Linked DNA regions of Homo sapiens: all the other regions are linked to region 1. The links are chromatin loops, found by intact Hi-C in ENCODE. Cell type or tissue: mammary epithelial cell. All regions are shown on one strand. Links, peaks and the distances in the headings refer to the core of each region. The heading gives the core; the rest is flanking DNA.

What was found. Hi-C counts contacts between places; a loop is a spot of excess contacts. Peaks named below come from ENCODE experiments on the same cell type or tissue, not always from the same donor. Only the 100,000 strongest peaks of a DNase experiment are listed, where the experiment ranks them.
Region 2: it touches region 1 in a loop (14-fold over the local background); 2 of 110 quality-filtered maps call a loop at or near these places.
Region 3: a loop joins it to region 1, with 9 times the contacts of the local background. A loop is called at or near these places in 2 of 110 quality-filtered maps.
Region 4: it touches region 1 in a loop (7-fold over the local background); 4 of 110 quality-filtered maps call a loop at or near these places.
Region 5: it touches region 1 in a loop (12-fold over the local background); 23 of 110 quality-filtered maps call a loop at or near these places.
Region 6: it touches region 1 in a loop (9-fold over the local background); 105 of 110 quality-filtered maps call a loop at or near these places.
Region 7: a loop joins it to region 1, with 17 times the contacts of the local background. A loop is called at or near these places in 43 of 110 quality-filtered maps.

What each region holds. Positions count from the first base shown.
Region 1 is chr1:67,533,336-67,537,916 of GRCh38, reverse strand. No RefSeq gene overlaps it. Among named protein-coding and RNA genes, the nearest start is that of LINC01702, 13 kb to the right of the region's middle. RefSeq lists an enhancer at 2,137-2,431 and a silencer at 4,397-4,581. In mammary epithelial cell, for the core only: a CTCF peak has its summit at 2,335 (motif pointing left); a DNase peak (open chromatin) is centred at 2,286; H3K27ac peaks cover 1,510 bases.
Region 2 is chr1:68,223,872-68,227,871 of GRCh38, reverse strand. The region is part of intron 1 of WLS (Wnt ligand secretion mediator); the gene reads left to right. Among named protein-coding and RNA genes, the nearest start is that of WLS, 6.7 kb to the left of the region's middle. In mammary epithelial cell, for the core only: no CTCF peak of the experiment used is centred there; a DNase peak (open chromatin) is centred at 1,881; H3K27ac peaks cover 415 bases.
Region 3 is chr1:68,049,572-68,054,152 of GRCh38, reverse strand. It overlaps DIRAS3 (DIRAS family GTPase 3), which reads left to right and starts at 3,526. Exons shown (of 2, transcript NM_004675.5): 1 at 3,526-3,605. The region is part of intron 2 of GNG12-AS1 (GNG12, DIRAS3 and WLS antisense RNA 1); the gene reads right to left. It also overlaps the pseudogene ARL5AP3. In mammary epithelial cell, for the core only: a CTCF peak has its summit at 2,364; a DNase peak (open chromatin) is centred at 2,382; H3K4me3 peaks cover 1,448 bases.
Region 4 is chr1:68,007,589-68,012,169 of GRCh38, reverse strand. All of the region lies in intron 1 of GNG12-AS1 (GNG12, DIRAS3 and WLS antisense RNA 1), which reads right to left. Among named protein-coding and RNA genes, the nearest start is that of DIRAS3, 41 kb to the left of the region's middle. In mammary epithelial cell, for the core only: a CTCF peak has its summit at 1,869 (motif pointing right); no DNase peak of the experiment used is centred there.
Region 5 is chr1:67,847,512-67,852,092 of GRCh38, reverse strand. All of the region lies in intron 1 of GNG12-AS1 (GNG12, DIRAS3 and WLS antisense RNA 1), which reads right to left. Among named protein-coding and RNA genes, the nearest start is that of GNG12, 16 kb to the right of the region's middle. In mammary epithelial cell, for the core only: a CTCF peak has its summit at 1,849 (motif pointing left); a DNase peak (open chromatin) is centred at 1,262; H3K27ac peaks cover 825 bases.
Region 6 is chr1:67,758,389-67,762,969 of GRCh38, reverse strand. All of the region lies in intron 2 of GNG12 (G protein subunit gamma 12), which reads left to right. The region is part of intron 1 of LOC105378781 (a long non-coding RNA gene); the gene reads right to left. Among named protein-coding and RNA genes, the nearest start is that of GNG12-AS1, 72 kb to the left of the region's middle. In mammary epithelial cell, for the core only: a CTCF peak has its summit at 2,523 (motif pointing right); a DNase peak (open chromatin) is centred at 2,559; H3K27ac peaks cover 2,520 bases.
Region 7 is chr1:68,110,149-68,114,148 of GRCh38, reverse strand. The region is part of intron 6 of GNG12-AS1 (GNG12, DIRAS3 and WLS antisense RNA 1); the gene reads right to left. It also overlaps a transcript of WLS not described here. Among named protein-coding and RNA genes, the nearest start is that of DIRAS3, 62 kb to the right of the region's middle. In mammary epithelial cell, for the core only: a CTCF peak has its summit at 2,134; DNase peaks (open chromatin) are centred at 978 and 2,138.

The DNA.
Region 1 (4,581 bases), core at 303-4,302:
CAGGAGACCTGTTTGTTGGCACTTCTCACCTGGTCCTTCTTCCCCAGGAAACCAGGCATTAACCAGGCACCCCTGAGAGGCCGATATATAACTACAGGAGGCCCATTTATTCGCTTACAAAGCGAAGTTAAGCTGGCAAGCAGACAGAACACTCTAGTACGGAGATCAGTCCATTCTCTCCCTGGAGGCAAATTACTGGAGAAGCCAAGTTATAACCAGAACGCCAATTTATTCATTTATAATGAGAAAATCAGCTTTCGAGAGTACTGGAAGTTCACACAAGCCAGAGCACTTTGTTCTTTCCCTGTTGAAAAACGAATACCCAAGAAGCCAAATTATCCAGAAGAGCGAGCAAGGAATTGTGGCAAAGGTTGAATAGAAGACCTATCTTTCGGCTGAATTGCTCAAAGCGCTCTTACCCACTAGAGGGTTTGCTTTGCCTGGCAAACCTCTTTGCTCAGGTCTGCTTGCCAAGCTTTCTTCTTGCCTGGACACTGAATGGACAGGCCTTGCCAGCATTTGCCCCTGAGACTTGTCATTTTCCAAGCTGCCATGGCTGGTCAGCTTCCTTCTCTTACAATGGGGTCTCCTTCCCCTAAAAGTAATTGAGGCTTGGTTTATTTCCTTAGAGTCTCAATCAAACCCAGTCTAATCTATTCAAGAACACACTTAAACACAATCTCTTAGATTTTTCCCACAAACGGTTTATCCTAACCAGTGTATGTGTGTTTTATTGCTTAATCCCTTACAACTTTTTATTTATTTATTTATTTATTTATTTATTTATTTATTTATTTATTTAGAGACACGGTCTCACTCTGTCACCCAGGATGAGTGCAGTGGCATGATCATGGCTCACTGCAGCCTCAAACTCCCAGGCTCAAGCAATTCTGATGCCTCAGCCTCCCGAGCAGCTGGGACTACAGATGTGTGTCACCACGCCCAGCTAATTTTTTTTTCTTTTTTTTTTTTTTTTTTGTAGAGACAGGTCTTGCTGTGTTTTTCAGGCTGGTCTCAAACTCCTTGATAAAAGCAATCCTCCTACCTCAGCCTCCCAAAGTGTTGAGATTACAGGTGGGAGCCACCACTCTTGGCCTACAAATTTACTTACAAATTCTCTGGGACTCCAGGCAGTCATTTTCTTAGGACAAGCAACAAGAGGAAATGAGCTCTGTTGAATAAGAAACTGAATTCCCCTTTGACACTCTGGGCATGGAAACCCTCCCTTCTCCAAAGGGCTGGAGTAACCCTCAGGGGCTTGTCCCCCAAGGCCCTATGAATGAAGCTGGATTTAGGTACATGGGCGGGAGGGAGAGCCTCAAACCATGGGTGGATTTGGTTTGATATGCATTGCAAGTTCGTCCTATCAGAGGGTGGAGAATACAGACCTTGAAGCCACACACAGCTGGGTTCCAATCCCAGCTTTGCTGAAGATACAGCACTCAACATCTCTGAGCCTCATCTTTAAAATGGGTACGTCATACCTCTATCTCCCAGAAAGGTGAAATTAAATAATAATGCACAACACTTGGCATGTAATAATCATTATTCCTTCCTCTTACCCGTCTCAATTTTTCCCATTACAGGAAATTGTTCCACAAAACGCTGCGACCTCTAGAAAAATGCTCCTTCTCTCCACTCTGCCCACCGCCACCCACCCAGGTATTTTAAAGTCAGTGAGAGAGGCCTAGCAATTACATTCCTTTTCTTTTCTTTTTTACAGTGTCTTACACCAAAATATTTACATTTGTGTATTTGATTCTAAGAAATAGGGTATATAGAGGACAGATGATTGACCATGAGTTGGTAGGTGTTGAAGCTGGATAATGAGTACAAGGGAATTCATTATATTATAGTCTGTACTTTGGGATATATTTGAAATTTTTTGTGTTAAGAATACTTTTTAAGGCTGGGCACAGTGGCTCACACCTCTAATCCCAGCACTTTGGAAGGCTGAGGCACAAGAGTCGCTTGAGCCCAGGAAGCGGAAGTTGCAGGGAGCCGAGATCACGCCACTGCACTCCAGCCTGGGCAACACAGTAAGACTCTGTCTTAAAAAAAAGAAAAGAAAAGAAAAGAAAAAAAGAATACTTTTAATAGAAAAAAATCTTAATGGTAAGTTACTATATGTCAGACACTGGTCTAGGAGATGGGGTTTAAAAGAATAAGTCTAAGCTTGCCTTTGAGGAATTTAGTTTAATGGGAGAGAAAACTGTGTTAATGGTCCTTTCAAGCTGAGTGATGAGGGTGAGTGAAACTTTGTGTTATGCAATGCTCACATATTCCACCCTGACGGAGTGCCAGTATGTCCGGCTACCAACGGTGGTGGCGTCCCCATGTGGCAAAAGTGTGAACACCACCTGCAAGTCACTCAGCCTTCCTGTATTGAACTGGAGAAACTCGACTAATTTACAGTGTGAGAAGCTTCTCTTTTCTTCAATATTTGCATATAAATGAGACTTGATTAATATATTTTGGCACATTGCTTCAAATCTGTGGCATAATTTAAATTTGCATAAAACTTGGCTGCTGAATTGTGATGATCTGTTTACTTCTCTAATAGGGTCCTCTTCCTCACCTCTTCTTTTCCCAATGGAGTAGAAACAGAGAGGGAATGAAGGAGGGAGGATAGAAAGAAAGAAGGGAGGAAAGAAAAAAAGGGGCAGATTAGGCAGAAAGACTGTTTGCTCTTCTCCCTCTCCTACCTCCCCAATGTCAAAGTTATGTTATACGAGGTTTGACATTAGTGATCCTCTCTTTTGTGCTGTGCAGTAATTGACATATAAGTGATGTGAAACCCTCATGCTGACTGGCCTCCCCATCTTGGGCTTATCATTTCACTTTCCAGAACCTATATTATAGATTTCTCCATCTGTTATATAATAAAGGAATAGCAGTACTGACCTGACTTCCCAAGGGTCATAGAAGGGTTACACCAGATAATGCAGGAGAAAGCCCTTTGAGCACAGTACAGCCAGAGACACATGTTAGGGGTGTTATTAGGACCACTGACATGGCAACCACAGCTGCCACTTCCTTATGACTCACTAGCCTCTTATATGAGCCCGCCTCACTATGAGGCCCTGAAGGGTGCTGAGCTAATGTTTGTAAACCACTTTAAAGAGGAGAGGGGCTTTAAAGCAGCTTGGAACACTTCCGATTAGATGACCTCTACAAGAGTACAAAGGAAAATAAATATGGACTTTCCTCTTCCTTTTAATTTTCTTTCAAAAAGAGAGACAACTAGCTCCCTCAGCAGTGTACACCACAGTGTTTGAGTTAGCCATGTGAGTACAGAAGAGTTTTCTGGGACAGGGTCATGAAAAAATATTACGGTTCTTTTTTTAATGGGAAAAGAAGTGCGTGCTTGTTTTTAAAAAATGCAAATGATATAGGAGTATAGAAAATAACAGGTAAGGCCAGGCACAGTGGCTCACGCCTGTAATCCCTGCACTTTGGGAGGCCAAGACAGGCGGATCACCTGAGGTCAGAAGTTTGAGACCAGCCTGCCCAACATAGAGAAACCCCATCTCTACTAAAAATACAAAATTAGCTGGGTGTGGTGGCACATGCCTATAATCCCAGCTACTCGGGAGGCTGAGGCAGGAGAATCTCTTGAACTCAGGAGGCGGAGGTTGCGGTGAGCCAAGATCACGCCATTGCACTCCAACCCAGCCAACAAGAACGAAACTCTGTCTCAAAAAAGAAACCAAAAAAAAAAAAAAAAAAAAAAGCTGGGTGTGGTGGCTCACACCTGTAATCCTAGCACTTTGGGAGGCCGAGGCGGGTGAATCACGAAGTCAGGAGATCGAGACCATTCTGGCTAACACGGTGAAACCCCGTCTCTACTAAAAATACAAAAAATTAGCTGGGCGTGGTGGCGGGCACCTGTAGTCCCAGCTACTCAGGAGGCTGAGGCAGGAGAATGGCGTGAACCCAGGAGGTGGAGCTGGCAGTGAGCCGAGATCGCACCACTGTACTCCAGCCTGGGCGACAGAGCGAGACTCTGTCTAAAAAAAAAAAAGGAAAGAAAAGAAAAGGTAAAAGCCCCATTTTTTCAAATATCACTTCACCCTTTCCCTAGAGGTAGCCACTGTTAACAGTATGGGAGTGTATTCTTCCAGTTTTTATGTAGATAGATAAATAGATCTTTCTGTGCATTCTGTCCTGCAATTTTCTTTTCTCACTTAACTCTAAATAGTAGTGTTTAAGAGTAGACTTTTACAAAGAAATTAAGAAGGAAATATAAATGTTTTACCAAGGGAACTACCCACTCAAATGTATTTCTTAATTTTGCAAGTAAGCCTTATTGTAAATAGGGAAAAGAAATAAAAGAGAAAATATATAATATTTTAAATAAAATCAAATGTGTTTCTTAAACCAAAACATGGAGTTGGAATGTTACCCTAGCTGCTGAGAGAAAACTATGCCCTGTACACATCTTTATCACATGTTTGTCCACCCAAACTAGAATGCGAACTTCTCCAACGTAAGCAGTATTCCCTGGACCTAGCACAATGCCTGGCACAAAGAAATGTTTGCTGAGTGAATAAATGAATAAACAAATCAACCGTGACCCTG
Region 2 (4,000 bases), core at 1-4,000, 690 kb before region 1:
ACTCTCCAATTTATTAGATTTTAAGCTTGTTGCATTTCTTTTAATATATCTTAATGATGCAATAGTTGTAATCCTTCAGTATTTGGGTGTCTGGTGAGAATCTTGACAAGAATCTTGACAAGATTAATCAATTGGTTTTTGGTTGATGTTAAGTCATATTTTTCTGTATTCAATTCTGCTTTTTATTTTGTAAAATGTCATTGTTTTCCTCTTTGTTAACTACTAGAAGTATCTAATGTGGTTTGTAGGAGTACTGTGCAACCTTATAAATTAATCTTTTTTAAAAGAGCATGTTTTTAATTTACTCTTTTGTAAACTCTTAAAAAGAGTTTTCAATTACTCTTTTTTAAAAGAGTAATTGAAATTACAATATTTGACTTAAAAAAAACTTAACTATTTGGTTCTTGCAGTGTAATCATGCTCATGCTAACAATCTCTAATTGCTCTTTTTTTTTTTTTTTTTTTTGTGACGGAGTCTCGTTCTGTCAGCCAGGCTGAAGTGCAATGGCTCACTGCAACCTCCGCCTCCCGGGTTCAAGTGATTCTCCTGCCTCAGCCTCCCGATAGCTGGGATTACAGGCACCTGCTACCACGCCCAGCTAATTGTTGTATTTTTAGTAGAGACGGGGTTTCACCAGGTTGGCCAGGCGGGGTTTCACCGGGTTGGCCGGGCTGGTCTCAAACTCCTGGCCTCAGGAGATCCACCTGCCTCGGCCTCCCAAAGTGCTGGGATTACAGGCACAAGATGCCCGGCTTGAATTGCTCTTTCATCTGATTGTTCTTTCAGTACAACCTGTCTAGACTTCTATTCGAACTTTCCCTTTTCCTGTTACAGTGAGAAACATTTCCTTGAGCTAATAGTGTTATGTGTGGCTTTGTGAGGTTTTCAGGTTCCCTGCCTGAAACCCAGATTGAGACTTCAGGCCTTCCCTTCCTACATGACATTTTACAATGATTTGACCTTAAAATGTTTAAATCCATATAAACTGCAGAAATATTTCTTACCTTATATTCCTCATAAAGGTGTTTCTATGGAGATTTAGAATTTTGAATTTGTTGAAATTATATAAAGGTCCTTAAAACTCCTGTGTGCTACTTGCCTGATTTGCAAAATATCTATTAGGGTGTACTGTGTGCTCAGGATGGGGCTACATGCCGACACGGGGTTGGTAAAGAGGAGACATGGAGCTTGAGTAAACTAGGGGAGCTGTGGGTAGAAAAGAGCCCCTCGTCATCTAAGTTTACAACAAAAGATTTCCTAGGATGTAGTTTTCTAGCATCAAGATAATTTTCACTTATTTATTGGGAATTCGAGAATGTATGAAATTAGAACCCCTACTAATTATACCATCAACTAATTATATTAATATTTCATCTTGAAATAGATATATTAATAAAATGATAAAATGTTTAACATGTATTGAATGTGCAATATGTGCCAAAGCCTGTCTAATTTCATCTGTACAAAACCTTGGCAAATTGGTATTTTTGTACCCCTTTTACATGTAAGGGAACTGAGGTGCAGAAAGATCTAGTAAAACTGCACAAGATTACCTAGCTACTCGTGGTCAAAGCTGGGATTGAACTCCAGTCAATCGGACATCAGAGCCTAGATTATCAACTTTAGGTGATCCTCCCACTTTCCCCAAAACCTTGACTTTTAGGCCTGAATAAAAATCTGAATGCAGGGAAACATGAGAATAGCACTAAAACTGATTTCTCATTTTTATAATCAGGTAACATCAAAAGGAAGAAAATATTAAATGTGATGATAAATGAAATGGAGTCCAGCTGTACAGACCCAAAAAGTGCCTTGCCAAGGCTGAGGGGAGGACATGTCTTGAGAAGTTTGCCTGTGCCAGTCCAACCAATTCCATTCAAGTTCTAACCAGTCCCCATAATTGTATGAATCATCCAATTGACTAAAGCAGCCAAGTTAACCATCAAATGTTTGAGATTCTGCTACTTGCAAGAATATTACTCAATTTTATTTTCTCTAGTTGGTGATTTTAACATATATGTAGTTATACAGTAAGTCCGGACTTTTTCAAAGGAGAGGAAAGAAAGAATCAGTGGAGGTTGGAGAGGTTTTTAGAGGGTGTAGGTTGGTAGTGATGGTGGAGGAATTGAGAAAAGAGCCTCTTACTGAAAGCTGAAAATTCTTTTCCCATGCGGAGAAGTTTTGTTTGTATGCACACCCATGCATAATAACGAGGGCCTTTTAAACCAGAGACTCCTACAAACAGCAGCCCTGACAGCAGGAATAGGTACATTTTGTTCTTTGGAAAATATGCTAATAGATTTCTCTATTGAAAGATTTGCAGCCCTTGATTTTGATAGAGACCCTGAGAGGTAATGAGACACAGGGAGCATCAAGACACGAAATGATCACGACTATTTCATTTAGGTCTTACTTTTTCTCTGAAGGGTTGTGATGGTGGCCTAATAAATGTGCCAGCTCTGCACAGTTCTAGAGAAAGTGCCCGTATGGGGATGTGGGAAGGAGAGGAGGAGCTTGAGACATGCCAATTCTCAAACTTAATGATCTCAAACTTTAGTGTTTTCTAAGTTTTCTTCTCATAAAATGATGAATCTAAAAGGATTGCTAAATTAAAGAAAATAATGATGTATAATTTATAATATAAAAATACTAAATTTCTATAGCCTCTTACTACCACCTCTTCCCCCCACCCCCCACATTCTATCCCTGACTAAATCTTGTAGGGGAGCAAAAGCAGTAATCATATTGGAAGACTGGGGGACTATGGAAAGCGTTTCACATGTAAAGATTCACTTAATGATCACATCAACCCAAAGAAGTAAATACTTTACTTTCTTCAATTTTCACATGAATCTGAGGCTCATTTAAGAACCTTTTTTGAGGTTGCAGAGATAGTAAATAAGAGTGCAGAGATAGTAAATGAGAGGGCTAAGACTCAAGCCCACAGTCCTTGATTGAATCCTAAGCCATATTCTTAAGCTTAATGCTACCTTCCTCCCATTGTCCTTTCCATTTCTATGGGAAACAAAGGGATGAGTGTGGTGAAACTGATTCTACACAGATAGAGCAGAAGATGAAAGCTCAATCCCCCCCACCTTTTCGTTTTGCTTCCACCCCTTCCCCAAACCATGCACTCATATCACTGCATGGTTACTGATCATTGGCCTATTACTTCCTTAACAAGGGATCCCCAACTCCTGAGACATAAGAACTGCCTACACCAGCCATTGTAAATATTGGCAGTGTTTCTGGGCCATGCTAGGGAGGGCTGAACCTCAGAAATTACATGCCAACACTCCCCAAAGGAAATTATTGCATACAGCAAAAGATGGCTTAGAGTTGTAATAGGAAATTTGTCGAGATAGTGGGCCCTCTGAATGTTCCCTGGATTTAGCATACATCGTAGGTCCTGAAGGTAGCTGTTGAAGAAATGGGAGTGTAATGAGGATGTGGAATAGGAAGATGGGGGTAGAATATAGACTGAAGAAAATGAAATGAAGGGCTCTGGAAATATATGAGACTGTCTTTTCAAGGACACAGCTTGTGCCTGGATTTCCAAAACCTGCTTCCAGTGTCACCCAATCCCCCAAAACTGAGCTAACATTTCTATCTGCTATGCCTATTTAAATCCTGGGCCTTCAAGTTTAATTTTCTGCTCCCCCTTTCTCCTTAGTACTCCATTCTCATAATGTGGCCAAGGGGTATTCTTTCTTTGCTGGCCCACAGGAATCACAGGGTCTTCTTAAACATCTGGTTAATTCCCTGGGTTAACTCAGAGGTTTTATCCACAGATACACATTTCCAAGAAAGCAGAGGTAATTGAAAGAAAAGGCCAAGTTATTACATTTGTTTTGGCAAGGCATTATGATTTTCCTTTAGAAAGAAGATAATAAGTCTGTAAATGGTTGACTCAGTTTTTCTTCAGACCTAGTTTAATAAGGCCAGCCTCATGAAAGTTGGTTGGAGGCCAGTTAACTGCTGCCTTGGTCCTGGCTGACC
Region 3 (4,581 bases), core at 364-4,363, 520 kb before region 1:
GCAAATATAAAACTGACCAGTGCTGGTGCTCAGAAACTGATATGCCAAAACATGGTATTTGACACGCTAAACTAAAGAAGCCTCAAGGTCTCTCTGACTTTTCCTCCAACCCCACCATCCTTCCCAAAGAAGCTGAAGTTCCTTTATCTGCCTAACAACCAGACCCACCAAGGAGAGCAATTGTTGGTTCTCCTCCTCCTGTTATCTCATCTGTTAAAGAAAAGAAGACCAAAATGTAACCACACCCAAGCAGACCTTTATAGAAGTACAATGACTGCCTCCAAGGATTATTTAAATTCCAAAGAAAACTATTTACAAGTTAATATCTGTTGCTCAATCCAATCATTCTCTCACCAATCATTCATTGCCCCTCAATAAATTCCTCTTCTCCTCCCATAATCTGTTTTACCAGAATCCAAGCCCCCCATTCTTTCTGTAATTTCAAGACTAGTGTATAAACTTCTATAACTCATTGAGAAGTTGGGTCTTTATTCTGAAAGCTCCTGTGTATACACATTAAATACATTTGTATGTCTTTTCTCTTACTAATCAATGTGGCCCATGTCAGTGATTTTCCAGCAAATCTTTGGGGGGCTGAGAGCCATAGCCCCCACACCAGTAAACACAGGCAAAAATATATATTGACAATTAGAAAGACGTTTTTAATTTTATTTTATCAACAATTTTAAAACCAATTACTTTTTTAAAGATTAAGTTACATGAACTAAAAAAATTAGGTTAATTACTATGTTTTTGTGTGAGTGCCCATCTATTTAAACCAATCAGATTAACATTTCTTAAGGGATTTTTGGCCTACCACACTGAATTTTATTATGTAGACATAACATACAACATAATACATGTACATATGTGTAAATATATTTAAACAAATATACACATAAAGGTCTTCTAGCTTTTATTTTAGAATTTTAGTTGTGAGATAGTAAAACATATAAACTTGCTGGTTTATAGAGAACAGTTGGATCCAAATTATTTTTCTGGTAAAATGAGATAAAGGCTATGAATCAAATTTTGGTAAAACAGTTTGAGTTAATTACCAGTGCAGGGACCAAAGGGAAACTTCAGTGAAGGCTCACTGAAAAATCAACCTGCAAAAGGCAGATTAATTGGAGAAAAAGCATACAAATGTATTTAATATGTATACATGGGAGCCTGCAGAATGATGACCCAAGCATATAGAGGAAATTGTCTATTTTTAACTTAGGATTAATAAAATATAGACAGCAATGTAGAAATATGATTGGACAGAAAGAGTATGAGCTAATGCCAATAAAATGAGTGGGGAAACCCAGTGAAAAAAGCCAAACTCTGTAAAATATTTAGAGGTTTATTCTGAGCCAAATATGAGTGACCACGGCCTGTGACACAGCATCAGGAGGTCCTGAGAACATGTGTCCAAGGTGTTTGGACTATAGTTTTCTTTTATACATTTTAGGAAGACAGAAGATACAGGCAAAAACATCAGTCAATATATGTAAGGTATACATTGGTTTGACCTGGAAAGCCGGTACATTTTGGAGGAGGAGGGGTTTGGCCAGTGGTGGCAGGAGGGAGGTTGTGGAAGCCAGGGTTCTTGTTACATATGTGAAGCCTGTAATATGCTTCAGAAAGAATAGATGGCATATGTACCTCAAAAGGTAAATGACCTTAAACGGTGTCAGACTCTTAGTTAAATCTCTCCCGGATCAGAGAAAGACCTGGAAAGGGAAGGAGATTGTCCACAGAACACAAATTTCCCTCGCAAAAGATAGCTTTGCACAGGACCATTCCAAAATATGTCAGAAATATATTTTGGGGTAAAATACTTTGATCGCCCTTAGGGCTGCTACCTGTCATGTGATGCTATACCAGAATCAGGTTGGAATTTGTTTTGAGACAGGTTCTCACTTTGTTGCTCAGATTGGAGTACAGTGGCTGTGATCACGGCTCACTGCAGCCTCGATCTCCTTGATGTGGGAGGCTCAAGTGATCCTCCCACATCAGCCTCCCAAATAGCTGGGACTACAGGCGGCCACCACCACACTGGGCTAAATTTTTTTAAAGTAGAGACAAGTTCTCCCCATGTTGCCCAGGCTGGTCTCTAACTCCTGGCCTCAACCTCCTTATTCTCTAGGATTACAGGCGCCAGGCTAGACCTCACAGGTCTTTAGACTTCTACGCACCAGGTACCTGGTAGGGGGAGGGATTATAGTGGCAGAAGAGCAGTACCAGTGGCCCACACCACACACCCTGGCCTCAGCTGGCTGGGGCACACAAAACCAGGTGCTACCGTCAACGACTAGGCCCATAGGGTACTGCTGTCAAAACCTGCTGCCAACAACTTCCACACACTCCCCAAAACGCTCGGTAGGCGGTGGTGCGCAGCTTTCAATGCATCCGCCGCCAGGCGCTCACAGGCAAGGGAGAAAGAAGCCAGACGGAGCTCGGAGATGTGGAGGGCAGACGCAGGCGCATTTGGAAAAGGGACTGGCGGTGGGAGGCGCAGAGGGAAAAAGGAACGACACAATCGGGCTTCCTAGCCGCTGGCGGACCCGATGGGGCGTCCTGCGAGGGTTCGGCGAGGGTTCTGCCAGGATAGTAGCATTGCGCCCAAGGAGTGAGAGGCACCCGGGGCTACTGGAGCCAGACCCTCAACCCGCCCTAGTGGGAGGCGAAGAACAACGAAAGCCTCGTATTCCCATTTCTCTAATGGCTAATGACATTAAAGGTTTTCATATGGTTATTTGCCATCTGCATATCTTCAGTGAAGTGTCTGTTTATGTCTTCTGACTATTTTCTAATTGGATTTTTAAAAATAATTGATTTTTGAGTTATTTACATATTCTAGATACTGGTTGTATGCCAGATATATGGCTTGTAAATATTTTCTCCTAGGTAAACCTTTTCAGTATCGTTACAGGGTCTTTCACAAAGCAAAAGTTTTAAATTTATGGAGTCTAATTCATCAACATTTCTTTTTACCGGTCTTGCCACTAATGTCAATTTAAGAACCTTTTGCCTAGCCTTAGACAATAGTTTGTTGTTTTTTAAAACCGTTTTGTAATTTTACTCGTCACAGTTATATCTAGCCACTTAATTTTTATGTAAGGGTTATTTTTGGCGGGGGGGAATCTATAGATGTCCTGTCTTTTCAGTATCATTTGTGGAAAAGATTATCTGTCCTGCATTAAACTGCTTTTGGACTTTCGTCTAAAATCAGTTGGACCGGTTTTTGTTGGCAAAGTTTTGCCTGAAGCTTATTCCAACAGGTGAGAAAAAGTCCACAGTTTAACAGTTCCTCCCCAACCTGTAACCCCGCCTTGAACTTCTGGACTAGCCCCTCGATTGTTGTAGATGCCAAGCGGACCTCGCGCCGCTCTGCGTTGGGCCAGCCCCTCACAGCTGGTTTCTTACCACGTATTGCGCAAGCGGAATCTATGCCTGTTACCCACACTCCCTGCGCCCCCGCACCCCGCTCCTGTGCGCAAGTCGGAATATAAAACCGCGGAGGAGTGAGCTCTTGGGGTGTCCAGTTGGTTGCCGCGGCAGTCTCTCCGAGCAGCGCATTTGTCTTCTAGGCTGCTTGGTTCGTGCCTCCGAGAAAGGTAAGTCTTTCTTTCGCTTTTTTAGGGGTACTTGAAAACAACAAGTGTCAGACAAAGCAGCAGATGCTGTTGCGCAGTAGAAGTTTATGGGCGAGTTGTCCCTGAAACTGGAACCAGGTCTTTCTTGGCGCGATTACGCAAGAACCACCCGCAGCCCTGCGGGCTCCTGGCAGGTCCTGCAACTGCACTTTGGATAGTCCCGTTGGGAAGCTAGCACTTTTTAATATAGAAGAACGAGGTTTGATAAGTGTGCGAGCTTAAAGGTTGACACAGTGTCCACTATTACAGCTGCGTAGGTAGCTAGTGTTCAGGAAGTAATAGTGGAGTCATGTAGTGTGAAAGTAAGATTGAAATGGGCGAGGAGGGTAGCAGCCGCCACAGCCACCAGAGAGAAACCTGACCTTGCAGGTGCGTGGTGATGTCCATGAGCCAGGCTGGTGCCGCAACAGCAGCGGCGGGACCTTGAGCTCCGCACGGCCGCTGGGTTTGGACGCCCTCTGGTTCCTGGAAACTTTCACCTCCCCCTCAGCCTGAGGCCAGGTGGCCTGGGAAGGTGGAAGGAGTGTGGAGGGGAGTGGGGGGGGGGGTCCACTGCCTGAGAATGAGAATTCTCTTCACATCTGGAAACTTCAGTTATCACGTGTGTCCTTTACCAATTTTTTTTCTTTTATTTTCTTTTTGATAGAGACGGCGGTCTCCCTATGTTACCCAGGCTAGTCTTGAACTCCTGTGCTTAAGCGATCCTCCCACCTTGACTTCCCAAAGTGCTGGAATTACAGGCATGAGCCAATGCGCCCGGCTGCTTTACCAATTTTCTATGAATGAATTTGTACATACATCCCCTAGAGCAGGAAGTAATGTAAAACAGAATAATTAGTAATGCACATTTCCTAATGTGGGATGTTGGTGGCCAAGAGATATTTGGTCTTTACTGGAACTCTTGATACTAACATGGAGTTTATAATAGTTGTGGAGA
Region 4 (4,581 bases), core at 327-4,326, 470 kb before region 1:
AGGGCAGAGAGAATCTCTTTTAAGGCTTAAATAACCTATCTAGTGTTAAGCAGACAGTAGCTCAGTAAAGAATGAAAACAATCATGCTTGAAGCACAATAATAAAAGAGTGCTATTAGAGCAATGGCAGAGGAGGGAGGTGATTCATTATACTTTTGCTGGGGGAGCAGCAATGGGGGCGGTGAAGACTTCACAGAAGGGGGTTGGGCTGGGTTTGGTGGTGAACAGAGGGGTCCCTCTAAAAAAATTGACAGCAACCTGCACAAAGCCACTGAAAGGCAAAAGCTGTGGCTCTGGCTGCCCCAAGGACACACAGCAGCCTATAGACTCTTTCTCTCAGGACTCTACAGAGCAGCATAGCAATAAGCAATGATTTGTTATAGCTCTGCTGTCAGGCAGCTTACCTAAATGTTAGCACCCACATGAACTGCATAATGATTTCTGAAACTCAATTTCTCCACTAATACAAGCAAACAGATTTAGTTACAGTTAGAGAGGGTTTGGGGGAAAGGCAGCCTCTAGAGAGAGGCCAAGACTACCCCCTCCATCGCCCCGACTCCGTCTCTGTGGAGCACTAAAGTACTGATTTGGATCAAGACCAAGGAGGATAGAGGCTCAGGGTTGGAGCAGAGATTTCAGTGTGATAAGGAAAATGATTTAAAAAAAAAACAACCCTGGAATCTGAATGTTAGATCTTCAGCTTTCCCTTTTTTGTCTTCTACATTTGGCTTTGGAAATATCTCTTCTCTCATGAGGCTAAGGAAGGGGTATCCATGTCCTGGGAAGGTCAAGTAGACACCACAAGGGTACCACAACATAGGGGATCAGGGGAAGGGAGGCTTCATTTGTCTTCTGAGGCATTTCCTAGCCTAGACCTTAAGCTAAAAGTGCAAAGAGAGTCCTTAACATTTTCCCAGTTCTGCTCATTGGGACTAAGAGCTCTACAGAGAAATTAGGTTCAAATCACAGCTGATAATGAAAAGAAACCATTTGTTCAGGTTCATTTTCTATGTATCTTGCCCTTGAAACTTAGCAGTCCAAGGTCAGCGGTAGTTGGAGATTGTCCTTTGTCCCAAAGTTTAGAGTTGCCACCTCCCAGGACCACATAAAGAAACAGGAGGACTCAAATTCAGGTCTTGTGATTGATTTCTCTGGGGCATTGGCACTGCTAACACAGGAGCCCACAAAAGGCTCTAGAAGCACGGGCAGGGAAGCAGAGTCAGCTTCAACTCCTGCATTCATCCAGGAGCAGAGCTCCTACTGATAAATACAAATTGATGCATTCTAGGCCACCTGGGCCTCTTGGATTGCTTACTCCTGTTCTTGCAGCTTCTCTAAGCTTGGGCATGCATTTAGTCAGTCCATAAGTGTTACTTTTCGGTAGACAGGTTTTTGCAATATACTCCTAAGGAAATGAGATATGCTCATCTTCCAGAGTATTCTAACTCACTTCCTGTGGTCTTTGTTTTGTGCAGGAAATACAAGGATAAATGGAAGGCAATTCAGATAACCAGGGCTTTCAGCATGGGGCTTATTGTCAGAACTTGGAAAAAAACGTATTTATTGAGGGAAAAAGGTACAGATAAGAAAATGGCAACTCCAAGAGGTTAATAGATGATCGGTAGACGGATGTAATGTAAAATGTGAGACAGAGTATTACTCTTACTCTATATACCAACCCTACACTGTCTGTGTAACTGAACCTACAATTATATATAAATACATTTATAAATATTTACTTTCAAAATATTTATGGTAATTCAACCCTCCTCTTCAAACTCAGTGTTATAGTGCTAATTCAGGCAATTAATATCTCTTTAATTTGTCTATTACAAGAACCTCCAGCTCCTTCTTCCTCTACCTAGCCACCAGAGGGTGTATTTATCTAAAGCAAGCATGATCATATTACTACCTTGCTTAAACCATTCAATGGCTCTCTGTGATTCTATTTTACCTATTTGACTAGCCTATACTCCCCAGTTATTCAATTAAACACAAATCTAGGTGTTGCTGTGGAAGGTATTTTATACATATGATTAAAGTCCATAATCAGTTGACTTTGAATCAGGGAGATTATCCCAGCTCTTCTGAGTGGGCCTGATTCAATCAGTTGAAAGGCTGTAAGAACAGAACTGGGGCTTCCCTGATGAAGAAGAAACTCTTTCTATGTACAGAAGCTTTAGCTTATTCCCTAGATTTCCAGGCTTCTCTTCTCATAGCCTGTCCTTCAGGTTTTGGCTTGTCTAGCCTGCCCCTACAATAACTTAAGCCAATCGCTTGCATTAAATCTCTTAATATATTTATTGAGATAGATAGATATATCTTACTGGTTCTGTTTCTGTGATTGAACACTGATTTATACACTCATCATAACTCATAAGATGAGATTCAAAGGGTAGAGGCCTTTTTGACCCTGGCAAAGGTGTTTAAGCAAAACTTCTGATGAATTATTGGCTGGCCACTGAGCTATGCCAACTCAGCAGTGAACCCATGAAAGCCAGATGTAAAATTTTTTAAACAATTTTTTAGAGAGCAGCTGAGCAGCCAGCAGAGACTATACTATGAGAGAAACAGACTCCAGAGAATTCATTCAAAAAATGTCTGGGCACAGTGGCTTACGCCTCTAATCCCAGCACTTTGGGAGGCTGAGGCAGGTGGATCACCTGAGGTCAGGAGTTCAAGACCAGCCTGGCCAACACGATGAAACCCCGTCTCTACTAAAAGTACAAAAATTAGCTGTGCGCGGTGGTGTACACCTGTAATTCCAGCTACTCGGAAAGCTGAGGCAGGAATTGCTTGAACCTGGGAGGCAGAGGTTGCAGTGAGCCGAAATCATGCCACTGCACTCCAGAGTGGGTAACAAGAGCAAAACAACACTTCCAAAAAGAAAAAAAAAAAGAATTAATTCAAAAAATAAAGAAACAAACAAAAACAACAACAAATGGATTCCATTACAAGATGGCCAAATGGGAACAGCTCCAGTCCGCAGCTCCCAGCATGATCAACGCAGAAGATGGGTGATTTCTGCATTTCCAACTGAGGTGCCTGGCTTATCTCATTGGGACAGGTTGGACAGTGGGTGCAGCCCATGGAGGGTGAGCCGAAGCAGGGTGGGGTGTCGCCTCACGTGGGAAGCACAAGGGGTCAAGGGATTTCCCTTTCCTAGCCAAGGGAAGTTGTGACAGATGGTACCTAGAAAAACAGGACACTTCCACCCAAATACTGCACTTTTCCAATGGTCTTAGCAAATGGCACACCTGAAGATTATATCTGGTGCCTGAATTGGCAGGTCCCACACCCATGGAGCCTTGCTCACTGCTAGTGCAGCAGTCTAAGATTGGCCAGCAGCCTGGCAGCGGGAGGGGCAACCACCATTGCTGAGGCTTGAATAGGTAAACAAAGCGGCTGGGGAAGCTTGAACTGGGCAGAGCCCACTGCAGCTCCGCAAGGCCTACTGCCTCTGTAGACTCTACCTCTGGGGGCAGGGCATACCTGAACAAAAGGGAGCACAAACTTCTGCAGACTTAAAAATACCTGTCTGACAGCTCTGAAGAGAGCAGTAGTTCCCCCAGCATGGTGTTTGAGCTCAGAGAATGGTCAGACTGCCTCCTCAAGTGGGTCCCTGGCCCCCTTGTAGCCTAACTGGTAGACACCTCCCAGTAGGGGCTGACTGACACCTCATACAGGCAGGTACCCCTCTGGGATGAAGCTTCCAGAGGAAGGATCAGGCAGCAATATTTGCTGTTCCGCAGCCTCCGCTGGTGATACCCAGGCAAACAGGGTCTGGAGTGGACCTCCAGCAAACTCCAACAGACCTGCAGCTAAAGGACCTGACTGTTAGAAAGAAAACTAGTAAACAGAAAGGAATAGCATCAACATCAATAAAAAGGACATCCACACCAAAACCCCATCTGTAGATCACCAACATCAAACACCAAAGGCAGATAAAACAACAAAGGTGGGGAGAAACCAGAGCAGAAAAGCTGAAAAATTCTAAAAACCAGAGCACCTCTTCTCCTCCAAAGGATCGCAGCTCCCCACCAGCAATGGAACAAAGCTGGACGGAGAATGACTTTGATGAGCTGACAGAAGTAGGCTTCAGAAGGTCGGCAATAACAAACTTCTCTGAGCTAAAGGAGGATGTTCGAACCCATCGCAAGGAAGCTAAAAACCTTGAAAAAAGATTAGATGAATGGCTAACTAGAATAAACAGTGCAGAGAAGACCTTAAATGATCTGATGGAGCTGAAAACCATGACACAAGAACTACATGACACATGCACAAGCTTCAATAGCCAATTCGATCAAGTGGAAGAAAGGGTATCAGTGATTGAAGATCAAATTAATGAAATAAAGTGAGAAGAGAAGTTTAGAGAAAAAAAGAGTAAACAGAAATGAACAAAGGCTCCAAGAAATATGGGACTATGTGAAAAGACCAAATCTATGCTTGATTGGTGTACCTGAAAGTGACGGGGAGAATGGAACCAAGTTGGAAAACACTCTTCAGGATATTATTCAGGAGAACTTTCTGAACCTAGCAAAGCAGGCCAACATTCAAATTCAGGAAATACAGAGAACACCAC
Region 5 (4,581 bases), core at 267-4,266, 310 kb before region 1:
GGAAACAACCCTGCCTACAATATAAAATTTACATAAAAGGCCAATGAAATAGTGTGCCTTATAAACTGAGCTACGCTGTGCACGTGTGAGGAAGAATGACAACCTGCTTTCCACATGACCACATTTTAACACCCTGCTCGCTTAGCAATCTCTCACATAGACTGAAAACATGAACATGTTTTGCTACTCGCAATACAGGTGAAAGACCAAAAAAACTGTTTCCTTCCCTCTACGATAAAGGTACATTTCCTATCCATTTCTCACCATACCCTTATTACCCTCCCCTCGCAAGCCCCCACATGAAATAGAAAGCCCCCACTGAAAATCAATGTGATTAGATAATAATAGTATTAATTAGGTCAGACACGGTGGCTCATGCCTGTAATCCCAGCACATTGGGAGGCCAAGGCAAGAGGATCCTTGTGCCCAGGAGTTTGACACCAGCCTGGGCAACACAGGGAGATCTTGTCTCTACAAAAAAAAAAAAAAATTTTCCAGGTGTGGTGGCATGCACCTGTGGTCCCAGCTACTCGAGAGACTGAGACGGGAGGATCACTTCAGCCCAGGGAGGTCAAGGCACCAGTGAGCCATGATTGTGCCACTGCACTTGAGCCTGGGTGACAGAGCAGACCCTGTCACAAAATATATATATATATATATATATATATAGTGTTAATTGGTAACATTTCTGAAAACCTATTTTTAAAGCACCCAAATATTTTAGACTTTGATAAAAGAAAGTGAAGTATCTGGTGGCCTGAGCTAGTAGGAAAGGGGGAAGAAGATAAATACAGTGGGGACAGCTGGCTGGCTTTGCTGTATAAATATTCCCTGTGGCTGAATCACAGGCACTAGCATCAAGTCAACTTCTTCCCTAGGTAAATCTGTGCTATATTCATACTGTGTGAAGCTCCAAACAAAATGAGTGCTTGGACCTATCCCACCTGAAAGGCTGGGAATACATGATCATAGCAGATAGCAATTGTACATGTTCCAATAGATGAGGAAAAGCTACTAAATAGAGAGTAATTTAATTCATTGCAGTGTATTAGGAGGGGGCTGATTTTCCGGCAGCCACATTCCATTCAGGAGCTTCCTCCCTCTCCATCTTCATGGCTTGCCTGTCCAATCAGACCAGTCAATAGCAGAAAGACTCCATCTATGTCAATGCAGTTGGGAGGAAGGATTATCAAGGAGGAGCACCTTCCAGGAGCCAAGTACTAAGAGAACCTGAAAGGGAGTCAGTCATCCTCTCATGACTCATGTGCTTCACTGATTAGATCATGCCTGGCAGGCTGCCCACAACTAAGGCTGGCAAAGAATAGAGTCTTGGAGCAGGGAAAGTGGGGATAAGGGTCACTGTGGAAATAATAATAAGAGCTACCATGTATTAAGTGCTTACTTTGTCCCAGGACTGTGCTAGATACATTATAGGCATGCATTATCTAAGTTCACACTCACACCCCAAAGAAGTTGGTACTAATACGTATACAACATTCTACAGATGAAGAAAGAGGCTCAGAGAGGTTATCTAAGGCTTCCAATGTTACTCAGTTGCTTGCACTAAGTACCTTTAGGATTAAAGGGCTTTTCATGATATGATATAAGTCCTAGATAGTACATGCACATAGGTACACACTGACACACATGAGCCTTCTTGTAAGAGGCCACAGAAGGATCTTGCTCATAAAACTGCCTCCACCTATGCATATTAAGAGAAGAACTCAGCAGGGTGGGCTGCACTTTCAGTGATTTTGACTAGACTCTGGTTGTGTGGCCCTCAAGAATCCACTTTGATGTAGCTAAGAAGGTATGGCTTCTAAATCTGGGCTTTTTTTTAAAGAAATGTTGCCACCTGGTGGACACCCAGCCAATACTTTTAAAAAATATTCATGAGCAATTTTAAAAACAAAGGGAAGGGTGATGTATGTTGAACTTGAGTTGTCTCTTTCAGCCTCAGCTATTTCAGCCTCAGCTGTAGGACTCTTGTTTGTACTATGCAATTAAATAGGGTTTATTCGTTTCGTAGACATGCATCAGGCTTCAGAATTTATGTTCACCTAAAAATAGGACTGTTATCCACTGCCGACCTCTCCATACAAACCAAGTCCTCCTCTTGTTTCCACCATCTTGCTAAAGTCACCTCCATCAACCAGGTTTTTCAATCAAGGAACCTGGGAGTCATTCTTGATACTTCCATCTTCCTCTCCCTCCTCTCCTGCACAGCTTCTCATCATGTCTTGTCAACTCTATCTCCAAAATACACCTCAGAACTATCCACTTCTCTGTCCATCCCCTGGTACCATCTCTTGCTTGGACTAATACAATTTCTCTGTTTCTGGTCTGGGCCCTACCCATACTGCTAAACTCACCTCATCTCACTCCTCCACTGCTACTCTACATTCCAGCTACACTACCCTTCTTTGGGTTTCTACAACATCCTCAGCTCTTTCCTGCCTCAGGATCTTCACACGTGCTGCTCTCTTGGGCTGAGTTCCTCTTGCTCCCACTGCACTTGAATATTACCTCCCCATTTTTCAGGTAAAATTTGAAAATTCTTGACTCTCAATATAAATTGAGTCTCCATTATTCTTTTTTTTATGACATTTGGTTTTTTTGTTTGGTTGTTTTTTTCTTTCAGGGCACATACTTTTTGTGTTTGTTTTATATACTTTTGTGTGTTTATTTTTTCTAAGTTTTCTAACTCCTCACCCACTTCAAGATTATAAGTTCCATGAGGAAAACAGCCACATCTGTTCAATTTACCTTTGTACCCCTGGTGCCTAGCACAGAGTGTTATATACAGGGGTTTTTTTTTTTTTTAAGGTAGAGAGATAGAAATCATGCTATGAACAATATTACTACTATTATGAATACTACTACTACTACCCCCTACATTCTTTTAACACATGGTTTATTAAAAATCCTTGTTGGCATTTCACCAGAGGTACACAGATAGAAAATGCACATAAGAAGATGTTCAACATTGTTAGGGAATTGCAAATTTAAAACATGATGAGATACTATTACACTTCTATCAAAATGGCTAAAATAAAAAATAATGACAACAACACATGCTGATGAGGATGCAGAGAAACTATATCATCCACAAATTACTGATGGGAATGTAAAATGTTTCAGCAATGCTGAAAAACAGTTGGCAATTTCTTTTAAACTCAACATGCAACTACCATACCCAGTAACGTACTCAGATACATTTGTCCCAGAGAAATTAAGACTTACGTTCATACAAAAACCTGTACACAGATGTTTATGGCAGCTCTGTTGATAACAGTCAAAAAACAGAAATAGTCCATATATCATTCAGTGAGTGAATGGTTAAACAAACTTTAGTGCATCCATCCCATGGAATACTACTCAACAATAAAAAAGGAATCAACTGTTGATAAACACAACAACTTGGATAAATCTCCAGAGAATTGTGTAGAGTGAAAAAAAAAGCCTGTTTCCCAAAGGTTACATAATGTATTATTCCTTTTTCATAACAACTTTTGAAGTGACAAAATTTTAGAAATGAAGAACAGATTACTGATTGCCAGGGTTTCAGGACATGGTGGAAGGGAGTGTGATTATAAAAAGAAACATTACGAATACTTGTGATGATGTAAATGTTTTATATCTTGACTATATTAGCATCAATGTCCTGGTCATAATATTATACTACAGCTTTGCAAAAGTCACCACTGGGGAAAACCAGGAAAAGAGCACATGAGATCTTTTTATATTATTTCTCACAATTGTGTGCTATAAGATAAAAAATTTTTAACTCAATAAAAATTTCAATTAAAAAATATTTTAATGCTTTGCTGGTGACAAAAAAAATAAAATAAAAAAGGCCGAGTGGCTCATGCCTGTAATTCCAGCACTTTGGGAGGCCAAGGTGGGAGGATCGCTTGAAGCCAGGAGTTCAAGATCAGCCCGGGCAACATAGTGAGAACTTATCGCCATTAAAAAAAAAAAAAAAAATCCAAAGAGGCTTCCATACGTGGTGCCCCTGTCTTAGCGGTATAAGGTGCCATTTGTGGCAACTTGTCCTGTCTGTGAGGGGTACCCCAGCACACTCCAGTTCCTAGAAATTTCACTACAATGGCAGGCTCCTGAAGTTTTGTGGAGTTTATTTCCCACCTTCTGGCCCTCTTTGTTGTATCAAAAGAGCTTAAGTTATTTGCACTTCCTACAGAAGTTCACTATATTAATGAGAGAAACGATTTGACAAACTGTCTTTTTTCTCATCCTAAGTGCTTCTATCACTCAAATCTCCACATGCTAAAACAGTGCCCATCTCCAACATTGGCAGTAGCATGAGCCATACACCCTCACAACATCCAGACATACTGGCCTTTTGTATTGAGGACACAGGAAAGAGATGTGGAAAAACATTTCCCCTAAAGCGTGAGCAGTGTTAGTCATGAAAGCACATGTTTATGAATGCAGGTTGTACTAAGCCAGGACTGAGCATCAGATTCAAGTGAAAGAGGTCCTTGTGCATTCCTTAAGACATTTCCAAAGGTTTCTCCACTCATTCATCTTGATTAGTGGGCTCTGTAAGGCATGGGGTCC
Region 6 (4,581 bases), core at 317-4,316, 230 kb before region 1:
TATAAAGACTTTATAATCACATAGGGAAATGCTTTTGCTAGAACGGAGCAAAATATAAAGTTGTGCAGCAGAGTATAATTTAGACTACCTTAAAAACTCAATCTGATCAAGGTTTCCTTTGATTTTTTAAAAAAGGAAGAACAAAAACTCCCAAGAAAATATTAGAAGGAAATATAACAGCATGTTAACTTTTACCTTCTGTTCACTTTAATTATATTTTACAAATTTTTCACTAAATTGCATGTATTTTGTGAAAAATTAGGGGAAAAAAATTAGGGAAAAAAACTTTAAAAAGAGATAAACGCTAATGCTCAAAAATCTGAGTGAATCTTACTCTGCGTCTTTACCACCACATACCCCATTCCAGTAGAAGGATGCCATATATGTATGTATGCATGTAGAAGGTATATATGTACATAAATACATACTCTTTTAAACTTTTCTCTTGTTTTTCTTTACTTTTTGTATTATTTTCCCTCAAAATAATTTCTTGTATTTTGAGGGAAATCCTGTATTGGGCAGGATTATAAATGAGATGACCTCTTAAGCCTCTTCTAGCCTTACAGTTCCTTGCCTTCCTTTCCAGCTCTTTGGGAATCAGCACCTCCTCAATCCAGAGGCTGTGCTAGCTAGGTACTGAGTACGTAAGGATGGTTAAGCCACCCCACTTCATCTTTTAGAGATGTTTCAAGTCCATGGGGTAGGCAGATAAACAAGTCAGTGATTACAATCTTGTGTTAGGTACTGGGCAAATGTGGCAGTTCCTACTGTGGACAGCCTTGGGTTGGGGGCGGTGGTGGTGGTCAGGCAAAAGAAGGTATTGATCTGTAGCCCTAGAAAGTTCAGTGAGAGCTTGCCATTTGGAAAAGCTAGCAGAGCATTCTAGGCTAAACATTGCAGCATATCTAATGTATGTTCTCACCAAGACCCACTGGAGTATCATTCTGGAGGCCCTGAACAAAGAGGCCAGAGTCTTACAAGACCTGGGAAGCTCTAGGTCCCACTGGGTCTGCTTTCCTGGGTGTGGGAGAGAGTGGTCTGACTGCAGGTGGCAGGAGTTGCTTTCTTTGGTCCTGGAGTGGAGCCGTGATTAAACTCAATGTCCCCATTTCCCATTTGCAGGATCACTGAGAGAGTTTTCCTGATTGCCCCTGCCTCTCTCCCTGCACCCTCCCTCACCCGACAGAAAGCGGATGGTGTGCACATACCCTCAGGGAGGGTAAGGGACTAAGGGTTAACGGGAATACCTCGTTGGAGAGTTTGCCGATCTCGGATATACCCTGCTGAACTGTTGGAAATGTGTTTTATTTATTTGGAATCATAAAACCAAAGAGCCAAGTCGACCTGCACTTGACCTTGCAGGCTTTGTAGATACTTCTAGGGACCCAGAATTACCCCAAAGCAATGTTGTTATTGAACAAGATGCCCCCTGTTTCCCTAGACAGTAACTCATCATTGAACCATTTGCCTGGACCCATTATCCATTCCCTTCATGAGAGCCTGAGGACACCAATACATAAGGTTTAAATCCACCATTCAACAAAATCAGACAGAACAGAGATTCAGGATGCTACAGCTGAGTGAGGTTGGAAGCCTCTCTGTTTATCTTGGAAATCTTTTAAACTATTTTAGAGCATGATTTTTCACTCAGTTATTATTTGTATCTTAAAGCTGTCTCATAGGTTGTGAAGAAGATTGCCTGAACTGAGAAATTCAGGGCGTGGCACAGAGTAAGCATTCAATAACTTCCAGCTGTTATTCATAAATATTGACCAGCACAGTGTATAGAGAGGGAACACTAGACTCTTGGTCAGGAAAACCGACCAAGGTCTAATCCCAGCTTTACCCCAGAATCCTAGAAGTGAAGGGAAACTGATCTGGAAAGAGGTCTTAGAAATCTTCCAGTATCTAGCACAACTTTATTTCAGAAACTTAGACCTAGAAAGGCATAGGAGCCCTGTTTGTTACCCACAACTTAAATGTTCTCCTGCACATTTTCAAAGCAAGAATAATAATCGCACCCCCATTATAGGATTGTTTCAAGTCAAGGATGAAGCGAGTTGGTGTACATGAAACTCTTGAAGCAGAGTCCTTAATACATATTAGCTGGTATTGTTATTGTGGATTCTCTGTTTATCTTCCCCTCCTATTTGACTGCAAGGATCGAGACGTGTCCTCCTTGCTTACTGTCATGTCCCCGGCATCTGGCACAGTGCCTTACTCAGGAGGTGCCCAGTCAATGTTTGTTGAATAACTGAAGAAAGTATCTTGCTGAGGATCAAATTTAGGCCAAGTCTGAATCAGAATACGAGTTCTAACACTAAGGTTCAGTATTTCCACACAGTTCTACATTAGCTTTGACTTTAGGCAAGTCGCTTCATTTCTCTGTGCCTTGGTTTCTTTGCCTTGAACACGATCCATCAGGTTTTTCCTGGTCATGAGCAACGTGTGTCTTAAAGCTAAAGACACACATCACCCGTCCATCAGCCTTTTCGGGCAACCCATGTTTGTGCTCCACTGGCCACTAGGTGTCGTGGTTGGTCAAATATCAGAGAAAGCAAAAAATAAATAAAAATAAAAATAAATTGAACTGATTGACCTACCAACCTACCAAATGATGGGAGTGAGCTTATACAGTTATTGGAAGCTAGTTACCTCTGGATGAGTTGGCTGAGTTGCCTTGGAAACTCAGGGAGTTGCCCAGGATTTGCATGCGTGGACTTTGAAGCAAAGCATAGATTAGAGCCCACAGCTGTACTCACACCAGCTAGCACCTTGGACTCACTGGAACGTCACAGGGCCTTGGTTTCAGTAATGTAATGCATGTAACATGCTCAGCACTTCGCCACAGTGAAGGAAGAGCACTACAAAGTTAGTGGTTATGAGGGCTACTTCTGGTATTTGATACTGTAAAATGCTGCTTTTCTGTTCCTTGCCACGCCAACTGCTAAAGCTTTGAAGGCTTTCTGCCTTGCTCCCTGCTTTACAAAGCCAAATTTTTAAATAGCCCCTTAAACAGTAGAGTGGACAGGGTATCAGTATCAGGTTAAAAGGGCAGCCTAGAATATTTGGAGGGACACCAGAACTCCTTGGAATGTCACTGTGGAGCTTAGTCAACACAAAGCAGAGTGTTTTATACATGACTGGGACCCAGAGTGGAGGGAAGTGAGTGAGCATTGTTGAAAAATGGCCTTCACTGAAATTGCTCAAGTAAGGGTTTTCTTTGTTACATGGACTGTCATTTAGATCTAGGTGCCTTCTTTTTAAAATAATTTGGGGAAGCTTCTAGGAATAACAATGACTAGTATTTATTGCACACTTACTATGTATAAGGTATTATACAAAACATCATACTTGCATGATTTCATTTAACTCTCACAGCAACTCTTTGAGGTACATATAGTTCTTATGTCCATTTTGTAGATGAGGAAATTGAGGTGCACCAAGATTATAATAATTACAGCCAACAGATATTCGCAGGTCACACAGGGAATGGGTGAAAGAGTCCGAACACAAACCCAGGCCTACCTGATTCCAGAATTCGTTTTCTTAATGGCTACACTGTATTGTCTCCCACAGTACTTTGGATGCAGTTAGGCACTTGACCAGTGTTTACTGAGGTGAATAGTTCTCAGACTATAGTTAGCCAACACAGAGAAGACTGCCTACGCAGGAACCATAGAGATCTTGACACTCCTCCCACCCAAAGCCACATGCCCTCTGGCCTCCATTAGTACTGTGGGATGTATATGCTGTTCCATGTGCTGGATTTCACCCCTAACTTCTTAAAACATTTTTTATTGTTGTATAATAGTTGTGCATATTTGGGGGATACATGTGGTATTTTGATCATGTATACAATGTATAATGATCAAATCAGGGTAATTGGGCTGTCCATCACCTCAGACATTTATCTTTTGTTTGTGTTGGGAACATTGCACATTTTTTTAGCTGTTTTGAAATATACAATAAATTGTTGTTGACTCTAATTTTTCTACTGTACTGTCAGATACTAAAACTTATTCTTTCTCCCTAACTGTATTTTGGGACCCCTTAACCAACTTTTCATCCCCCCCTTCCCTTCCCAGCCTCTGGTAACCACCATTCTAGTCTCTACCTCCATGAGGTCTACTTTTTTAGCTCCCATACATCACTCCTAACTTTTTGTTGGTAATAAGGTATTCCTCCATTGGAGCAATCAGGAAAAGGCAAATGTTTTTAAGACACGCTTCCACAGGGAGCATCTTAGCTGATTTTATTTGCTTCATGTTTTTCTCTCAAGGACTTTTTTGGGTGGGTTTGTTCTATAGTTGTATCCAACCTCATCTTTCAAGCATCTAAAAGCCAGGGCTGACAGGTTACCAGGGATGAGCCCAGCCCTCTCTGCTGTACTATCAATGTGTGCTCCAGTGTGCATATAGCAGCCACTCAGCCCCTGTCCAGCATGCTCCCCAATCCTGACACCAGGCCAATGCCAAGCTGTGTGAAGAGCAGAGAGGGGTCTGCTGCCCAGGTTAGCGAGCTGGCCGCTGCTACCAGCCAATAGTATTTCATCGTCATGGCGAAATACTAGGTCTGAGG
Region 7 (4,000 bases), core at 1-4,000, 580 kb before region 1:
AAACTGCCAGTTATCACCCCATGGGCTCACTCCATCTGCAGTCATTGAAGCCAAGAAAGTTGAATCCGGGAATGCCAGAAGGTCCACTACTGGTTTCTCAAGGTGTGTTTCACAGGATGCTGGTTCTGTTGAGTGATTACAGTCGGTGATTTGTTGTTGAGCCATCAAATACAGTTGAGTAGCATTGGATTTTTAAGCATGTTTCTTTCTGAGGAGATCTCAGTCTTGAACACGCCACCTTTCTAAATCTGAGGCATGGGATGTACTCTTTCTCAAATGCACATTATCGTTCTGCTCCCTTTCACTGTAGGACAGCTTGTGGGATTTGCTGTCCTGTAGCAAGGCTTTTCAAGCCTTTCCCTGCGGACAGTTCACCTGGGAGCATATTGTAAAGTGCAGTTTCTTACTCAGAAGGGCTTGGGAAGGGCCTGAGACGATGCATTTCTAACATGCTCCCTGGAGGTGCTGATGCAGCTGCTCCACACACCAGACTTGAACAGTGAGGCTTGCGGCAATATTTCTAAGAGATGTGTCTGCCACGTCCCCTACCCAAGGGGGTCCCATGCCATCCCTTTTACAGCCCTAACACCTGCCAAAGTGCTTGGATCATATGAAAAACAGACTTGGCCAGGAGCTGAAGTGGAGGCTCATAAGGGCAGAATTTCTGTCTGTTTTGTTCTCAGGTATATTTCCAGAAACTAGAACTGTGCCTGGAACACAGAGTGGCTCAGTAATTACCTGGGGAATGAGTAGATTACTAGGGTCATTCAGCAAAGAGATGCCCTTTTCCAGGAATTTTCTGGCATTCACTGTTCTGAGTGGTGGTAGATTTGAGTCCAGGGCTTCTGCAAACTCACCAAAGGTCCTTTGCATCCAAAGCATCTCTTTCTCAAACTCATAAATCTGACTCAACAACCTATCTATAAGGCCTCCACCTATAAGGATACGGATATTTTTACGGACATGCGAGGTTGGATGACTCAGGATATGAGTAAGCCCAGAGCTTCAGCCAATATGGTCTCAGAGTGACAGATGGAGAGAGAAGGCTTCCTGTGGTGGGACTAAGGAGCATGGGCCTCAGGCTGACCAGCGTCCCCAGAATGAAGGGCTTTCTTTAAGATGGGGCCAAGGCGTTCCAAGCCAAGTTCGTGGGCAGCTAACTAAATGAGGTTCATGGATTTGGCCTCAACCTTGTTCTGACGCTCTCACTGCCAACCTAGGCAGGGAGCCAAATTCCTTGCTCTTTAACAGTTTGTCTGTTTGTTTTGGTCCAAGAGGCCAGGAAGAGAAGATATTTGTTTCCATGGTAATTGCTTGGAATGATTCTTAAGTAGAGGAGCCTGAAGGGCAAGTCTTCTCATTAGGTTTCCACCTTCAAGGAACTTAAAATCTTCTTAACAATCAAGGTTCCCAATACATGAACCGTGCAGTCGGTGACCAATGGGAGGTACAAGGACACTTTTCAGTAACTCCTGATTGGGGGCAATTGAGAGGGCTTCCCAGAAGACTGAAAATGAGCCGAGCCTTGAAAGAGTTGGATAAAAGGTGAGGGTAAGGGAAGAGTATGAGAGTGTGGAGATGCAACTTCACAAGCATTATTTGGGTGGCAATGACTAAAGTAGCCTGTTTAGCAGAGAGTCTGGGGTGCAGTGAGTAGAAAAGCAACTTGGAACCGGAGTGTACACAGCATTGAATGTCAGGCCGTGGAGGCTGGACACCTGGGCCCATTCTTTAGAACTAGAGCGTGAGAAGTAGGTGGGACCCACACATTTTGCTTTTGGGTTCAGGCAACCATGGGGAGACAGCCTCCTGAATGAAGCCAAGAGGAGACTGCTGAATTGGTAGAGAATGAGAGGGTCCAGCCAGTAGGTACTGTTGTACAGCTAGTGCACTGCATAAGAGCACCTGGCCAGGAGAGCAAGTAAGGACAGAAATACAGTTGTCACTCCTCTCATCAATCTATGCACCCTAGCATGGGCTGCCTTCTCCCAGAGGGACTTCTTCTCTGTCCACAAAGACATCTGCACAGGCTGGCGCTGACCCAGTTGGCTCAAGCCACAGCCAGCGAATGTTTTCTCCTTGTGGCCAAGGCATTTTCTTAGAGCAATGAATACTGTACATTCCCAGAGTGTCCCAAGGAGGGCACTGCTTAGCTTTGAACAGAACGATAAAGCACTGCATGCACGGTTCTGAGAATGCAGTTAGTACCAGAGCAAGCCAGTTTTCTGCTCCTGCTGGCTGTCAGAACAAGGGAGCAAATGGTTGGTAATAGTACACTTCAATTGAATTCAACTAAATCTTCTTCTGGCAAGGAGGGGCAGCCCCCCAAGCAGGACATACACCAGAACAGAGCATCTCATCTGCAGCCCTAAAGATCCTAAAGTTTGGACAGCAGCCATCTGACCTGTGGGTTTGGGTGGAGACCTGCATGCTTCATAAAGTATCCAAATGTTTCCCGACCCACCAGCAAACATCATGTATGTGTAGAGAGATGTAAAGGGCTCGTTCAAAGGACTGTTATAGAGAGGATGTTTCTCAATAGGGGCACACTGGCATTTAGGGTGCAACTGTCTCACACATTGGAGGATATTTAGCCAGCAGGGTCCCCCAGTCCTTGTGACAACCAAAAAAATCCCTCCTCCGTGTTTAAATGCTGCATTGGAAAGGTTGAATCCAAATGAGAACCGAGCAGCCCTTCTCTCTACAGAAAAGACAGCAGGCCCGGTGATTTGGCCAAGACCACAAGGCTGGGGAAGAAAAAACAAGAATTAGTACCCAGGTTGCCCACTCCTTACCACTTGTCACCAGCTTCTCCCACCAGTGTGGTCCTTCTTTCTCCCAGCCTTAGTTATTCTCTAGGTTTCTGCATTGAAACCACAGAACATGCTAGAACCAAGTGATGTAGTTCATCTATGGTCCCCAAAGGCTTATATAAAGCTGTCTTAGCTCAGGCTACTATAACAAAAATACTATAGATGGAGTGGCTTAAACAACAGACATTTACTTCCTACTATTCAGGAGGCTGGAAGTCTTAAGACCACGGTCAAGATTAATCTAGATATGAATTCCTTATGTTTTCATTTATGGTATCTTTGATGATTTGTGTAGTTGATTTACCAATGTTTTCTTTTTTAATGGGTACTTGTGTCTTTCAAAAAAATTCTTTAAATAAATTTCAAGATTATAAAAATATTCTAAATTTCTTCAAAAAGTTTTAAGACTTTGCCTTCCATATTTAAGATTCTGTTCCATCAAAAATTAATTTTTGTATGTAAGAGAATAAGGAGCCTCTTTAATTTTTTTCCTATATGGATAACTAATGCTCTCAGCACCATTTATTGAATAAGCCACTCATGATCTACAACACAATATCCTTTATCGAGCAAATATATATATATATACACACATATATATACAAACATATATATACATACACATACACACACATATATATATGGAGAGAGAGAGAGAGAGAGAGAGAGAGAGAGAGACAGAGATTTTTGGGGGCTTCTTAGTCTGTTCCACTGGCTAATTTGATTATCCTTACCTCAAAACCATACTGTTTTAATTACTTTAGCTTTTTAATAAGGCTTGCAATCTAGAAAAGCACATTCCTTCATCCTGTTTGTCCTCAGAATGTCTTGGCTCTTCTTGGACATTTGGTTTTTTATTTAATGCAATAATAATATGTCACTGAAATTATTGAGACTTTTATTTTCTTTGCAGAAAAATTTTAGACTACCATTTTAATTTATTTAATGATTATAAGGCTATTTAGGTTTTCCATTTCTTCAATTGGTTTCACAAGTTATATTTTTCTGGGCATTTTAAATTGTTTCCAATGTATAGACATAAAGTAGTGTAGATTATTCTTGCTATCTCTTTTGGCACTTAAAATATTTTTTCAACTTAATTTTAAATTAAATTTTTTAAAAATCTTTTTAAAATTTAATTTTGCCTATCTGTAGATATATTCCTTTGTTCATACATATTTATACCT